Regions from separate parts of the Homo sapiens genome. Here region 1 is linked to region 2. Evidence: read pairs that join two places in POLR2A ChIA-PET (ENCODE). Cell type or tissue: A673. All regions are shown on one strand. Links, peaks and the distances in the headings refer to the core of each region. The heading gives the core; the rest is flanking DNA.

Evidence for each region. ChIA-PET counts read pairs that join two places held together with the same protein. Peaks named below come from ENCODE experiments on the same cell type or tissue, not always from the same donor. Only the 100,000 strongest peaks of a DNase experiment are listed, where the experiment ranks them.
Region 1: POLR2A ChIA-PET joins it to region 2 with 12 read pairs; 2 of 35 experiments call an interaction of 5 or more read pairs at or near these places.

What each region holds. Positions count from the first base shown.
Region 1 is chr4:158,130,726-158,139,205 of GRCh38, forward strand. It overlaps GASK1B (golgi associated kinase 1B), which reads right to left. Exons shown (of 5, transcript NM_001128424.2): 4 at 61-287. Among named protein-coding and RNA genes, the nearest start is that of GASK1B-AS1, 36 kb to the right of the region's middle. In A673, for the core only: no CTCF peak of the experiment used is centred there; no DNase peak of the experiment used is centred there.
Region 2 is chr4:157,997,812-158,006,291 of GRCh38, forward strand. The region is part of intron 1 of LOC105377509 (a long non-coding RNA gene); the gene reads right to left. Among named protein-coding and RNA genes, the nearest start is that of GASK1B-AS1, 170 kb to the right of the region's middle. In A673, for the core only: no CTCF peak of the experiment used is centred there; a DNase peak (open chromatin) is centred at 4,170; H3K27ac peaks cover 829 bases.

The DNA of each region.
Region 1 (8,480 bases), core at 306-8,305, 130 kb after region 2:
GAACCTTGCTACTTATCTAACATAAATGTGATGTCCTGCAGATGTTACTATAAAACTTACTCTTTGATGCCTTCTAACAATTTGAAGTTTAAGTTATCTTCACTCCTGTCAAAGAAACCCTTGTTGTCTATAAAAACCAAATGCCTTGGGTCATGCTTTCGCTGGATAATGTGTGCTAGAGCCGCAGAACCTTGGTCATCACATTTTGGCCTCAATCCATTCTGTACACAGGCATCTTCCTTGCGAGGTCTGAATCCACAGCAATTTGTATCTAAGCGATTATAAATCTGTAAATGGAAAACACAAAATCCAAGATGCTGAGTGAAAACAAAACTTGGGAAAGTTACAAGATTTTCAAAGATCAGTGCTTTCTGAATAGCTGACTTGCCAGAATCTAAGAGGGCCAGGCTCATTTAATTAAAGGCAACTGTCAGAACAAGTCCAAGGTTCATATCCTTCTGACTCAGTCATAGTTATAAGCATTTCCAGCTTCTGCTAATAGATCCAAAGTCAGATTATCCAAGTTAGGCATCTCCACCCTAAATATTCAAAGTTCCCACTGACATCACATACAGACACATGGCCAGCACAATCTCTGACTCCACGCACAGCAGAAGAAACACCATTGTACTTCTATGTGTCTGGAAGGCTCTGTCTTGTTTTCTCCCTCAGGTGGCTTATGGGAAATTGGAGTTACTTCATTGCCACAAAAAGTTTATTGCATCCCCTAGCCTATCTGGACTTCAGTATTACAGTAAGCTAACTTGAAATCACATAGAAGAAATCTATTGAAAAGATGTGAGACCAAATCATAAAACCTAAAAGCACTATCTAAATGGAGGCCACAGCTAGATTCTAAACATATGAACAAAATGGGCCTACTGAAGTTTATTATGGGAGTTAAGGATACCACCCTATAGAAGAGGGTAACCAGATTAATTAGAAAAAGAAGAACTGTTTAATTCCATTTCCATTGGGTAAGGAAAGAAATAATATTTATGAATCAGGTAAAATAAAGCCTGGGCAAAGGAATCAGATAAATTTAAGTCAAATCTCTGCTTTCACACTTCTGAGCTCTGCAACCTTGTGTAGATTCCTTTCCATCACCGACTCTCAATGTAAACGCCTGAGTAACAGGAATGATACTCTTTACCTCGAACACCTGGTAGAAAGATTGATGAAAATATGTGTACACCCTCTGTCCCTGTCCCAAGCATCTATAAGACACTTAAAAAATGAAAACTACTGTTACTCTTGTTGAAACACACCTACATACCATCCAAAGTTATTTATCTCAAAACAAGCTTCTAAGACAAAGAGTAATTTATCCATTTTAAATGAAGAAAAATTCAGCCTCAGAGACATTAAGTAACCTGCCCTGGGTAGAATATTAGTAAGTAAGTAGCAAAGTGAGGATTTAGACGTGGATTTGTTTGTCTCCAAAATTCCACGATTTTTTTCCCCAGTACGTCATATTGAATGGTTTTAGGCTAACTAGTCAAAAGATGGCTAGACAGACACTGCCACTTTTATTCTTTTGGTATTAAATTCCCATCTTTTTCTCATCCTCCTGTGTTTCTGCAGCTCCCATGGAGCTGTCTAGGAGACCAGCTGCTTAGAAAGGGATGCCGAAAAGCAGTGCCAAAATTTAGCCTACTTTGGAATGATCATTTATTCATTTATCCAACAAACAGTTATTGAACATCTTCTACATCCTATCAGTGAGCTAGGCACCAAGGCAAATGTTACCCATGGTCAGCACCTCTCCACCATTACCACTTCCAATGGAAAATTGAAATGGTTATTTAGTTTTCCTTTGCTACCAGAACAAGCTTCAAGAACTGGACAAAGGACTTTCTTCTCTGTTTACTGTATGTAAATGGACTTTGTATCAAATAGCATGCTTGAGATCAAGGATTGTAAGAGAAGTTAGCATAAGCCAATTTTCTATGAAGTTTATGTAAAGCTGGTCACATGTGTGGCAAGCGAGCGACCAAGCATTTGCACCAGTCAAAGGGTACACTGCTGGCCTAGAAACAGTCACAGAAAAGGAGGGTTCTGTCAAGATTGGTTCCAAGCCACTGATCCATGGGACCATAAGTCTAACCCATAGTTCATCCAAAAAGTCACATAGACTGACTCCAGGGAACAGTAAGTTACCACTGCTTGTTAATGTGCATTTGATTGACATGAGAATAAGAAGGTTTCCCAAAGGTGAGCAAGAGTGCCCCAAGCAAATCACTGTAGGTTAGAATAGCACATGGAATGAAAAAAGCACAAATTAGAAACTTTTAGAGAACTTTATTGAGCCCTTTCTTCTCAATTTCAGTCATTTTACGCAGTACCTTCACTGACTTTGAGTATAAGAGAAATCAAATGATATAAAAGAGACTGCATCTGATTGCCAATTATTTAAGTTAAGGTCAGAAAGAACATGAAAACTAACTTTTCTATAAGCTGCTTCCCACTCAATCACCCCTTTTTTTAAATACACATTAACTAATGATTCTCAGAGAATCTGTGTACCATTTTATCATCATTGTTTTATCTAGTTACATTAACATTAAAAATAAAAAAACTTAAATCTTATTTAATTTTGACTAAATATCAAAGTCTATTATATTGGACATATGTGTTTTGAATATAACCCGTAAAGAAAATGCTACCAAACATTTCTTAAATGCTTCTTCAAACCCTTAGTTCTTCCATCATTGTGGACTTCATAGTAGTGGGGAAAGGACTAAGATACATAACTACATTTGTACTGTTTCTATAACAAAACCATGAATATCATATATTTATGTTAAATAATAAGCTCTTTAGAGATAAGGCCCTTTCAGTACTTCTGTAAACATTATATTTTTCTATTTTTAAACTACACAAAAGCATTAAAAGTTAAAGGTTGAAAAGATTGATTTAGGTCATCTTTTTATTGCCTTACCAACATTAGATTGTTTGCTACAGTGTACTTTTAAAGTACTTCGTCTGATCTAATTTTGAATCACTCAACTGTCTGTGATGATTTCACCACCTCCCTGACAGACTGTTGTGCCATTCAGATCTAAGAGACATTATTACTGAAAACAGGTGTGTGCATTCAGCCCAACTTCTCTTATAGAAAATGTTGCCACTAATTTTTTTCAGATCTATATATGTACTTGATGGGCATATGTGTGTGTGTGTGTGTGTGTGCGCGTGCACGAACACTGTGTGTACACCTGCAGATGTAAAATCAGCTGTAAGGTCTCAAATAATCTAGGTTTTACTTTGTTTTCCTTATGCTCCAACTATAGTAAATTACGTCTTTGTATTATTGCCCTTGTCTAGCAAGGGCTTACGTACCTCTTAATTCATGTTCTCTAGCTCTTCTCAGAATTTTGTTTATAGGTTTCCTTTTGAATTCATATTCAATATACCAAAAATAACTTGACCACAAAAACATAATCTACACCCTTAAATTCAGTGCCATTTTGTTAGGCAGTTAATTTAGTTTTCTATTGAGCATATTTATGCTTACTTTTAAGACAGCTTATCTAATTTTTAAAGCCTAATAAAGCATATCCTACATAGCTATGAATCCATAATATGGTTTTAATATACTTGTTTAGTGCACACTTAAAACATTCACTTAACTACTGCATGATTAAGCACTGTAGTGTACATCTACGTGTCTGCGTAGGTAACTATCCTACAAGAAGGCTATTTGGGGATACATTTTGTCAGCTAAGCAATAATGAGTGTTAGTCCTCATTATTGCTGCTTGTTCAAATTCACATCTTATTCTTTAAAACAGGAATGTCTTTTCCAAAACTAATCTTCTGCATCTTAAAATACTGCCAATCACCATTTTCCATAAAATGAGTCTTTCCTTTCTTAGGAAAATACATTTTTTCAATGTTTACCTAACTAAAATTATACTCAGAAAAACCCAGGTGTTCCAGCCAAATTTTTTGGTGGTGGTGGTGGGATATTTTTAGATATATTTCCTTCTTCTAAAGTTTTTTTTAATTCCATTTTCCTTTGGTAGTGTTAGTTTTGCATGTAGGAAAAAAGCATCTCATGAGTGATTCGACTTATGCTTGCAGCACCTACACAAGGGTGCCTCTGCAGCACTGTCCTAGTTCACCAAAACCCATTAGAAATCTGCAGAAACCTAAAGATGTTCCAACCCTATGCACACTACCCACACCAGCTATGTCTTCAAAAATGGGCCTATCAAGAAATTGTGTCAGTTTCTTCACATCTTCTTTTTCCTCAAAACAGTATGATTAAATCACTAATTTCAGGCAATGCTTGGATGAAGGCAATAAAAAGTACTATATTTTGGCCGAGCATGCTGGCTCATGCCTGTAATCCCAGCACTTTGGAAGGCTGAGGTGGGTGGGTCACAAGGTCAGGAGTTTGAGACCAGCCTGGCCAACATGGTGAAACCCCATCTCTACTAAAGATACCGGGCGTGGTGGCACACACCTGTAATCCCAGCTACTCAGGAGGCTGAGGCAGGAGAATCACTTGAACCCGGGAAGTGGAGGTTGCAGTGAGCCGAGATCGCCCCATTGCACTCCAGCGTGGGCGACAGGGTGAGACTCCGTCTCAAAAAAAAAAAAAAAAAAAAAAAGTACTATATTTTTATTTTATTTATATATATAAAATGCTGCTAATATTAATAATAAAAATATTAATAGCAGTTTTATATTGAGTGTTTAGTATGTGCCAGGAACTGTATACTTAATGCTTCACATGTATTATTTCATTTAATCCTCATAGTAACCTTAAGACATAGGTGATACCAATAGTCTCATTTGATAAATGAGGAAACTGAGGCAGAAAAGGGCTAGTTGACCTCCCCAAGGCCTCTCAACTCTTAAATGACACAACTCAGGATTCCAGTCCAGGTATCTACAGCTTTAAAGTCCATGCTCTTATCCATCCTGATTGTATCTCTCGGGGGTAGTCTCCAAAACGATACTGCAAAAAGGAGGCGCATTTGTGTAGAACGTTAAATGATACTGAATTTAAAATATTAGTTATAAAGGTTTCGTCAGAAATACAAAGAACTTCCGTAGGATTTCAGAGAAAAGCTCATGAAGGAGATGACATTACAGTTAAATTTTAAGAGCCAGGCAGTGTTAGCTAAAAACCAGGCAAAGGCATGGAGGTAAGAAATCCAAAGGCATCTTTAGAGATACAATAAGTGTATTTGGCCAGTGCTTCTCTATGTAGACTATTGTTTTGTTTAAAAAAATGATTAATCATCAGAGAAATAAAGTTTTTGAAATGGAAAATACCAGATAAACATCTTGTTAGATTCAGCAGGCAAAATTATTCTATCAAATTATTATCAAAGTTTCTAAATGCTTACTTGTAACTTTGCATTATCTCATCATGAACTGGTATAAAGTGGCATGGGTCCTTGGATCCTACTGTGAGTGGCGCAATAGGAGACCACATTACTGAGAGTAAGGGGAACATTAGGGCAGGTAGTCAGATAGAAAGGTGAAGAAGGGTATTGTTAGCTAGGTGCAGTTATGTGCACCTACGGTCCCAGCTACTCAAGAGGCTGAGACAGGAGAATTGCTTGAGCCCAGGAGTTCAAATCGAGCCTGGGCAACATAGCAGGACCCCCAGAAAATGCACTGTGCCTATAAAAAAAAAAGCTAAAAATTTTTTATGTGTCTGCAAGTTTCATTTTTATTTTCTCATGCAGAGCTGGAAGAAAGGTTGAAGGCAAGTGGGTAGGGCATCAGGTGAAAACAGTAAAAGAATGACAACTAAAGGAAACACAGGCAGAATGTGCTTGACAGCTAAAAACAGGGTAAAATGAGGATGTTCTTCCTAACATAGGTAGGAAATTCCCATCATCCAAATGTTATTCTCATTCAAATCTGTTAGTTAAATTAGATAAACTTCTGTTTTTCCACCTCTTTAAGGGTCTAAGTGAGGGTATAATCACAAGTGTGTATGTAGGTGTGTGTGTTTCTGGTTTGGTAAGTCAGCATCTTAAGATCCTCACCATCTCTTTTCAAATGATTTGTTTTTAGCATTTAAAAACTGCATCTTTAGAAAGAAGAATGCATATCAGAGAGAAAGTATAAATATGCAATAAGACATGTGATTGGTGGAATTTAACATTCACCATAGTATTTCACCCAATGCCTACCACATAGTAGGTACTCAATAAATGTTTGTTATTGAATGAACCCTGCTGAAAGTTGGCACCCACTTTGTATTTGGCTATTTACAATGCTCCTCCAAAGCACTGTTTTGTATTGGGAAGAGTCAAATAAACCAAATGATGGTGGCTTATCAAGATAACGGATTTTTTTAAATGCAGCATACACTGAATAAAGTGCAAAAAAAATTGAACAGGCCAAATAATGGAATGGCCTGTGCTTGCTGTGTGCTTTTGGTTAGTTTCTTTATGTGGGTTTAAATTAACTAACCATGGATAACGAATTCTCATATCTCACAGAGGGTCCGCCATAATGCCATGTATGTAATAGGCATTCAATAAATACATACTAGGCAGGTTGACAGAAATAACCAAAGGAAATGCTTTTCTATAATTAGCAGTTTTCTGGAAGATTTCTTTCAATCCAAGTTACCTCATTGGATATCTCATTTAGAAAAAAGTTCCATTTTCAACAATTATTTTAATTATTTCAAAAAGGGAAAAAGACAGTGAGAATCGTTATCATTACCAGCATCCCTTCAGACAGACAGATGCAAAAACACATGGACTTATTTGTTTATCAGCTAATAACTTACACTGGAAAATCCCTTTTCATGAATTTGTCTTGATGAAAACCACTGTATGGTTGCCATATTATCAATAGAACTAGAGTTGGCCCCATGTAGTCTAATGAGTGTATAAAGGGACACTAGATTGTAAAGAATGCAACCTCGGACAAATCCCACAATCCCATGGCACTTGTTAATATAGACACAGCCTCTTGCTTGGGGAGCTATACAAAGCAAAAGCCCACAGTATTCCCCCCTGCTCCACCCCCGCCAGCATCTGTATCACCTGCGAACTCTCACCGCATAAAATAATGAATTTCATTTTTGTTCTCTGCTGCCATGACAACAGGTGCCTGTTAAATTAGTGAGCATGCATATTTGACTTGAAGAGCAGTTGATGAATGAAGAGAAATGTAAAAATAGTCTGCAATATAGAAATCTAAAAATGGGCATAGGCTTCCTTGTGCCTCTGCCTCTGTAAAGAGCATTCATTGCTCTATTCCACCTCTACTTTAGAATTCCATGTTTAAAAATAAATGTCAGTGTATACCAACCCAGGGAAGAATCTCTAGTTTCTTCCACATTAATAAATGACACGTAATGACACAGTATTTCTTTACGTATAAGTAAAAGTATTCTAAGGTTATTATACATTTGGATCGATTTCTATAGCTGCAATGTTTAAAATCCATATACTGCACCTCTCAATAAGAACCAGAAGCCAAACATCACTATGCCACAGAAAGACTGGAGTCACCAGGCAAGCAACAATCTATTTTTGGAGAAAGAAAATTTATGTTCTATAATTTGCACAAGCAGAGATACATGAAAATAGTCTCTGTCAAAGACACATCCATTTTCCTGTAAAGATTTAAAAAGAACACTCAGACTAAAAAAAAATTTTTGCATTTTATGAAATTCTGATTTATAGAATGAATTGCTATTAGGCAATAAATTTAACATGGAAATGAAATAACCTTACTGTAATAAAATTTTTAAATGCTTTCTTCAGTGAAGTAAAGCACCACTATTTGGAACTAAATCTATAAAATCAAATTAGAAACAAGTAAAACATGTTCATTTATATCTGAAGGAATAGTATCACTGAAAACCTTCTTTTGCTTAACTTGATGTGTATTACTTTTATTATTAATATAGAATTTCTATCAATTTTTTTCTATAATATAGATTTTTAAAGGAAAATGACAAAAATAAGTAAAGATAAGCTAAATGACTATATTAAAACTCAGTTTTGGTTATGGTTAACAGAACCTAATGTAGCAAACAAATCTAATAGCTATTTTAACTTACACTTTTTTACAAAAATCAGTTCTCTTTTGAAAAAATAAATTAATTTTGACAGCCTAATTATTTTCTGGCCACTAAAAATAAATTTTGCTTTTATGAGTTAAACTTTTCTTAAAAATTACTTTTACATATACATATAGAATTTTCCCTTCTATGTTTCTATACTTCTTGGGTTAGAAAACAGCTACAAAATCAAGCCCTTTAAATAACCTTGCTAAAATATTTCAGAACTCTGCTATAGCACTTCACATTAAAAGTTCCTAATCATCAAAATAATCCAGAATAGTATATATTTTTCCCATATTACAATTGAAGAAAAATGTTCAGAGAGGATAGCAACCTGCCTAAGGAGATAAAACGAGTGACTCGTGTGGATTTCAAAAACATCCGCCTGCCTACCACGATGCTTCCCCTGCTAGAAAAGACAAAGT
Region 2 (8,480 bases), core at 135-8,134:
AATAAGAACTCCAGGAAGTCTAGACTCATAAAATAATAATAAAACTACCTAAGTTTTAAAAGAGTAAACAGTTTAAATTTTTTATTGTGCTTTGATGAAATGACTCATTATAAATATATCTATTACCCTAAGATAATTTATTCATTTAACTCAATACAAATGAATTTATTCCAGAGTTTTTCATAAAACTTTGTTGTTGTTGTTGTTGTTGTTGTTATTTTTATTTTAATTTCAGGGGATATACGTATGGGTTTGTTACATGGATATGTTACATGATACTGGAGGTTGGGCTCCTACTGAACCCGTTACCCAAACAGAGAACACAATACCCAATAGGTAATTTTCAATCCTTGCCACCTTCCCTCCCTCCCTCCTTTTGGAGTCCCCAGTGTCTATTATTTCCATCTTTGTGTCCGCATGTACCCGGTGTTTAGCTCCCACTTATAAGTGAAAACATGTGGTATTTGATTATCTGTTCCTGCTCAAATTCACTTAGGATAATGGCCTGTAGCTGCAGCCATGTTGCTGCAAAGGACATAATTTTATTTTTTTAATGGCTGCATAGTATTCTATTATGTATGTGTACCACAATTTCTTTATCCAGTCCACTGTTGATAGGCACCTAGGATGTTCCATGATTTTGCTATTGTGAGTAGTGCTGTGGTGAACATACGAGCGCTGGTGTCTTTTTGGTAAAACAATTTCTTTTCCTTCAGGTAGATACCCAGTAAGGGAATTGCTGAGTTGAATGGTGGTCTTATTTTTAGTTCTTTGATAAATCTCCAAACTGCTTTCCAAAGGGGCTGAACTAATTTATCTTTCCACCAACAGTGAATAAGCATTCACTTTTCTCCACATCCTAGTCAGTATCTGTTGATTTTTAACTTTTAATAATAACCATTCTGACTGGTGTGAGATGGTATATCATTGTGGTTTTGATTTGTATTTCTCTCATGATTAGGAATGTTATGAATTGATTCTAAAGTCTACAAAGAAAAAATAAACGTGTAATAATATCCAAGAAAATATGAAGCAGAAGAATAATAAGCAAAGGCTAGCTATACAAGAAAAAAAAATGTTCTAAAACAATAGGAAATACTAGCACTGGCCACAAATAGTCAATATAACCAAAAAGTCAGATATAGTCTTAAATATATATGGGTTGTTAGTTACTGGTGAAAGTGGCATTCTAAATCCATGGGTATTGAGAGGCAGACAGGGGGAGGTGTGTGGATCAAATAATTCTGGAATAATTGGGTAGCATCTAGGGAAAACGAATGAGCTAGATTCTCTCTCTTGCTTCTTAAATACATTTCAGAAGGACCAATGTTTTCAAAGTGTAAAAACCGAACTATAAAATTGAAAGGAAATGAAAGAAAAACATTGGCAAACCTTCTCATATACTTGATAGTGTAAGGTATTTATAAGCATGATGTAAAAACTTTCAAAACATGGTGCAAAACTATTTAAAAATGTATAAATTTGAGTCCATCAAAATTAAGTTTTAAACTTAATAAATTTAAGAAAAAGAAAAAAATTTACAAACTTACTAGCTTAAATATTTTAGTAATCCAGCTGCTGAAATGTTTATTTTCTTAACATATATATATACATTGCCCATACAAACTAATGAGAAAATTATAAACAAACCAATGTAAAAAAAATGGGCAAAGACATGAATTCAGAAATAAAAAGAAACGCAAAGCCTTTTAAAATTTGAAAATATGATCAGCCTCAGTCATAATAAAATGAATGTAAATTATAATTGCATTTGGATATCAAGTTTTCAAATACTGCATTTGGCAAAAAGCAAAATTCTCTTACTACACTGTATTAGTGAAGGTGTGGAGAATCAAGCACTCTTATACAGTACTGGTATAAATTTAAGTTAGTAAAACATCTGGAAGGCAATTTTCCAACATTTACCAAAATTATAAATAAACATATCCTTTGGATTCAATAATCCCACTTTTAAGAGTGTATCCCATAAATACATGGCATAAAAATATAATTACAAAGATTTTCCCAGCCGTATTTTCTGTGTTAGCAAGAGATTGCAAGCATTATAAATCTTCATTGTAGGGAACTGTGTAAATACATTTATGTGACAGCAAGCCCAGAAGTGGTTAAAAGGAATGAGACATACCTGTGTACACTTCATGAAAGATCTCCTTGATAAGTGGAAAAGCAAAGCATACTTTAATCTATGCAAAAAAAAATCACTTCAACTTGGAGAAATCTTAGTATTGGGGATTGATGATAGAAGGGTGCTAACATTCTGTACTGCTCAAATTTTTTAAGACAGTCATATATTGCCTTCTCAAAAAACTACATTAAAATTATTTAAGTAGGACAAAAAGTGAATGCAAAGGAATAAAATGAAGGCGACGAGTGAGGACAATTATATGTCCTGTTGCTGAGAAGGATGCAGAGAAATTAATGCGTGATCAAAATTTTGTTATTTTTGTTGGGACTGTCCGTTGCTCTTTATAGAGAAAAAGTTCGAAGACACCCTGAGAGTCTGACTACGCATCAGTCAGATTGAACCAATCTGAGAGAGAGAGATGTGATTCAAATGGAGGCAGGTAAAGAAGTCTTCAGAAGCCCCAAGGAATAAAATTCAGGTGAACAGAAAGGTTCACCTGTGATTAGCGCAGGGGCGCTTCCATTTTAACAAGCAGAATGAAGAAAGTTGTTAGATTTCTTTTGTGTGAAAGTGACCAATCTTCGGTGGAGGACTTGGCCTTGTTGGAGAACAGGCACGTCTTCCATGTTAACAAGTAGACTACAGCATTATGGATACAAACGTAGCTAAGTTTTTATAATTTTAGGTAAGTAGAGGATGTTCTGATATCCTGCATCTAATTAACCCATGAATTATAACACTAAATAATCTTCTGAGAGCAAGGCTTGCGAAAGATAGCGGAAGAACTTGGGGACAAGAACATGAAGGATAACACAGTCATCTCAGACAATCGGAAAATGAGTAGGAGTGTCAGACAGGGCGGAGGGTGTTTTGAAGCTTGTGGTTAACAAATTAAAGTGAAATCAGTTGGACTTTTCCCCGTTAAGCTATTGGGTTGCAAGCATGGTATAGGTGGGTAGCTGGGTTAATTGAGGCTCAGATATTGACAATTGTTACAAGGGGTTCAGATAACAAAGGAGATGAATCTGTTTGCAAGGGAGTGATTATGATGGTTCATCTTGGAATTTAGAGAAGGCTAAAAGGTAAATGAAGATAGGAGGTGGGAGGGGGTTGGTGAAAAGTAATGTGGTAGGAAAAATGTATTGAAGACCTGTGTTAATTCAAACCACGATCATCCTAGGGATTAGTAGAGAAACTGAGCCAAAAGGATAAAAAGTAGGGCTAAGAGGAATATGCGAAATAAAAAATTTGGTGAAAGACTACAAAGTAGAAACACAAAAGTGGGTGCATGGTGTGGAATAGGGGAAAAGACTGCAATCAAAAAAGAGCTTTTCCATCCTCATTTTCTGAGAGCTGTGACACATAGTCAAACGATTAATTTTATTAAATATATTTTAGCCTCTTTTAAAATAAGCTTTTTTAATTATTGGACATATAATTTGTGTTACATCATATATTTTCTAATATTTAACCGTTGTTTCACAGAATAAAACTACTTGAAAATAGTGATTATTTTCTCAATAATCAGTTTTATTTTGAATGTTTATGTTTACAATTATATAAGTGATGAGACTTTCAAAACTATACTGCCTTCAAAAACCTAATTAGATCACTTTCCATCCTTTTCGATACTCTTGGCCACACAATTTGGCATGGAAATGTTAAATCCATTCCTTGTAAATCTGTAATAAGTCATCTGTTTTTGTTTAGAGTTTTATGTGGAAATAATTTTTCAAAATGTATTTTTTACTTTCTATTCTTGATATATTTTAGAAGTTTATTATCTTCTACAAAACAATTATTTCATAGAAATGTTTAAATGTATTAGCATTGAGTATACAATAGTCTCATAATTTTAATATCCTACTTAAACATTGTTACATTCCTTTTCTCTCTTGAAAAATTTTTATCTCGTTATTATAGTTTCCACAAGTTTAGCTTTACTATTTTTCCCCAAAGAATCAACTCTCATGGTTTCCCTTGCAGTTCAACTGTTTTTTTGTTGTTCTCTAATTTCCTTACTTTAATTCCTTCCTTCCTGTTTCTTTTATTCCTCTCTTCTGTGTGTGTGTGTGTATGTGTGTGTGTGTCCTTTTAATTTTTTCTGGACCATTCTAAGTTGAAGGTTTAGTTTGCTTTTTTTGTGTTGTTGTTTAACCATGTAATCACATTCGAATTTAGCTTTGAACCACTTATATTAGTTTTAATATAGGGTTCTCATTTTTATTGTTCTAATAGTCTACAGTTATAAATTTTAATCACTTTTTTATCTCACATATCATTTAGATGACAATTTGGAATTTTTGTTTACTGCTTTTGCTTTACAAACTTGGTTCCCTCTTTGAATTTTGTCTTACATAACAGCAGAGTTTCATTTTTATGTGTGTGTTAAAACAATCTATCATTTGCAATGACATAGATGAACCTAGAGAACATTATGTGAACTGAAATAAGCCAGGCACAGAAAGGCAAATACTGCATTATCTCACTTTTGTGTGGAATCTAAATAAGGTGAACTCTTAGAAGCAGAAGTAGAATGGTGGTTACCAGGGGCTGTGTGGTGGTGAAGGGTCGGGGCAATGTAGGGGTTGAGATTGCAGAGATGTTGGTGAAAGGATACAAAATTTCAGATAGATAGAAGAAATAAGTTCAAGAGACTGTGACTATAGTTAGTGGCAATACACTGTATACTTGAATATTGCTAAGAGAGTATATTTCAAGTGTTCTTTCTCACCACATAAAAATGATAAGTAGCTGAGGTAATACATATGTTAATTAATTTAATTTACCCATTTCACAATGTGTATATATTTCAAAACATCATATTGTATATCATAAGTATATAAATTTTTATTTTGTCAATTAAAAAACACTGAGCTGAAAGTCTTACGGGAGGAGTCTGAGAGTGATTTCAAGTCCCTTGATATACTTGACACTGAAATATCTCACTCACTATCCGAGTTCATGGGCAGTCTCTAACTAGCAGTTTACCTTTTCTTCTAATTGTGCTTCACTATGGTTGATGTTTGTGTGTGTTGTTGGCTTTTTTTTTTTAACAAAAAGCTACTCAAAGAAATCAAAAGACTCTGGGAGTTAGTAACTTCTAATACCTTAGGCAGAAAGATCAAACGATAAATACTATTATCACTGAGGCAGGCATTATCTTCCCAAAGGGATTTAAAATCTATGTGGCAATGACAATAATTGTTATGCATATGTGCTGATGGTCTGAGAACAAAACAATACTACCAATATCTATATAATGCTTTGAGTTTTATAATTGATATTTGGCAAGTGCCAATTTTATGGCTGAAATTCCTAGGCCCATCATGACATGATTTGTTATTAAATGTCTGTAATTATAGAGTCTAATCATGAGAAAATAGCTCACTATACCCACAAGGAATAGCTGATAGAAAGACATTACACAACTTCATGCTAGCTTCCTGAGAAGCTGCAATACAAACCACAAAACCTGAATTTCCCTGGGGTTCTCTGTTTAGGTGTTGGCTCTGGTGAAATGAACACTCAAGAATTGATCTGAAAAGAACAATTCTAAAAAGTAGAAGTAATGGTAGAATAACAAATTTATATGTGATACATGTGTTTCTTATTAGGAAACATTTGAAAGTGTTATTGATAAATAACAAAATTGGAATGTTCCAAAATGTTAAAGCACCTAAAATAGTGTACTTATACAGGTATTCTATGATAAACTTGGATAAACTGTCAAACTCTTTTTTCTAAGAACAGATTACTTTTTACTCACTTTCTGTCTTTATAGTTGTTTTATTCTCAAATAAAATAACTCACTGTTATGTTTGGTTATTATTCCCAATTTATTCTTTCTTTTCAAAAAACCAACTTCTCATTTATTTTTTCAGAATCATGTGCTATCAAAAATGCATTAAAAATTGTCAAAGCTTTTAAATATGCAACTTTTCTTTGAAAGTATTAGTTTATATACTAGTCTAGTGAAGTCATAAAAAGACTTACCCCAGTATTTTAACTACATTTTTACTGCTGTTTCTCCCCCTCCTTTATCATCACTTCTTCCTTTGCACTAAGCATTGGTATATTCCAGAATTCTAGCCTGGTATCCTTCTCTTTTCATCTGTATTTTCCTGTCTAGGCAAATCCATAATTCTGATTCAATTATTTCTCACCTATCTAACACAGTATCTGACCATCTTTCACAAAATCGACACAACTCAAACAAGCACACTATCTGAAAAACAAGTCAACAAAGAAGATGTGAATCTTAAACACGAACAAAGAAAAACTTGATCCTGTTAACATCCCCCTGGCTCAAGCAAACCCTGGCCTTTTCAGTTGTGTTAGTCTATAAACCCCCTTTGTCATACTCTGGATTGTCTTTTCTCTCACGTGCCATCAGAACATACAAAAGCTAACACTAAGAATGGAACAATGCAAATGACAAACACTAAATTCATAATTGGAAGAATCAAGGAGGGAGGAGGACTCTAACACTTCGTGCTGGGTAACACTTGTAATTTGGTAACGGAGGTTACAAATAGGTAAATTTACACACGTATTAGCTTGGTGTTCAGAAGCTATCCTTACTGAGACAATAGAACTAATCGTCTTGAATTTAAAAAATGTAGAATTGTGGCATATGCTTGCTAGTTCTTATGGTTCACTGTAAGTCTTCTTTTTAAAAAGAAGCTGACATTGAAATCTGTTCCTCTAAGTAAAGACAGGAAGAAAAAAATATATGGCTTTACCAAGAAATACCTTTCTTGCCTGAGACTTTCCATTCGAGGTCACAGAAAAATTTGAAAGTTCAGACAGCTGGATTCTCTCCTCCAAACTAAAGTTATTGCCAGCAAAAGCAGGGAAGTAGGAGCAATCACAGGAGGTAATATTAAAACCAGAGAGAAGCCATCCTCCTCAGGATTCTTCGAAAAGCTCCTCTTTTAAACTACACTTAGAGGGATGGTCACCTCAGTATAAAGATCCCACATCAGCCCCAGTCCTTATGTTAAATGGCCCAAGGCAGGGGCAAGATGCAGATTCTCAGGGTAAGGAAGATAGGCAGAGCAATGTGTCAGGCGGGTATTAATTAAGAAAAACATGGGGCCTAGTTCTCATACAAAGACCAGCTTGAGGAGATTTCTGGCCTTTGGCACTGGCCCATGGAATTGTCTAGAGGACAGATTGAAAGTCCACTTAAGTTTTAATGGAATTGTCCTATCAACACTGGAATAAAACAGGCTGCAAGTACAACCACTAAAGCATATCCCAAATTCCTAATCGGATAGCAAGGGAAACAGATGGGGGATACCCAACACACACATCTCACACATGACCACTGAGGACAAAAATAAGGAAAACTATAGAGTAAAATACAACTAGGGTGACTAATTCAGGTCTGCTGACAAAAGAACTTACAGTGTCAGGGAAAATGGAGCAAATAATCCTTGCTATTCTTTTTGAGCCAGATAGGCCACCGTGTTTTGTTTCCCATTCTTTCCATCCAATGGAAGTTTTGTGGTACATATTTGTATTTTCTATCAATGTGTTTTGCATATGACAAAGATAAACTCTCTACTTGTTTGATGATGCTTGATGACCATGAGGAACTACACCCAGACCTGATGAGAAGGAATTAATATTGACCAGAGGCCATAGACTTGGAGTGAATGTAGTAACTGGGAAAAAGGAATTTAAGAATAAGGTTCTGTTTGTACTTTTGCTAGCCTAAGGGATGGATTATAGTTTTTTTTTTTAATTTGCCAGGACCCATGCCCCCTATATTATTCAAATGTAGCTCTATTCTCAACTTCAATGGTAAAGTAGCACCATACACCTGGCCAAATGGTGCAGAGCAGCATTGGATCAGGAATGGGCAAGTGACCAAACTGATTCAATGAGAAGAAATTACAGGTCAAACATGGAAGGGACCTGGTTCAGGATACAAGGCAAAGGCCCATTTTATGATGAGGAGAGTCTGTAGCTGAATATGAACCCAACAGAGGGGAAGCAGAGCTCAACGATGAAGAGAAAGAAACTGAGTCTTACTAATTGCATCAGACCCTGAATTGAGAGACTGAAAGCTTACATTTATCTAACTCTGGATTTTTCAGTAACATAAGCTAATTAATTATCTTTTTAGTTAGACACGCTTGAGATTGAATTTGCATTCACTTTGAACAGGAAAATAAAATCCCAACTAACTTTCTGAATTTATTTCTCCCTCCCCCTTGCACAATTTTATACCATAGCCACACCAAGCATAACCAATATTTTCACCTTTTAGAGACTTGGTTCTTATTAGGCTTCTGACTGGATGTTTATTTCTCTTCCCTCCCTG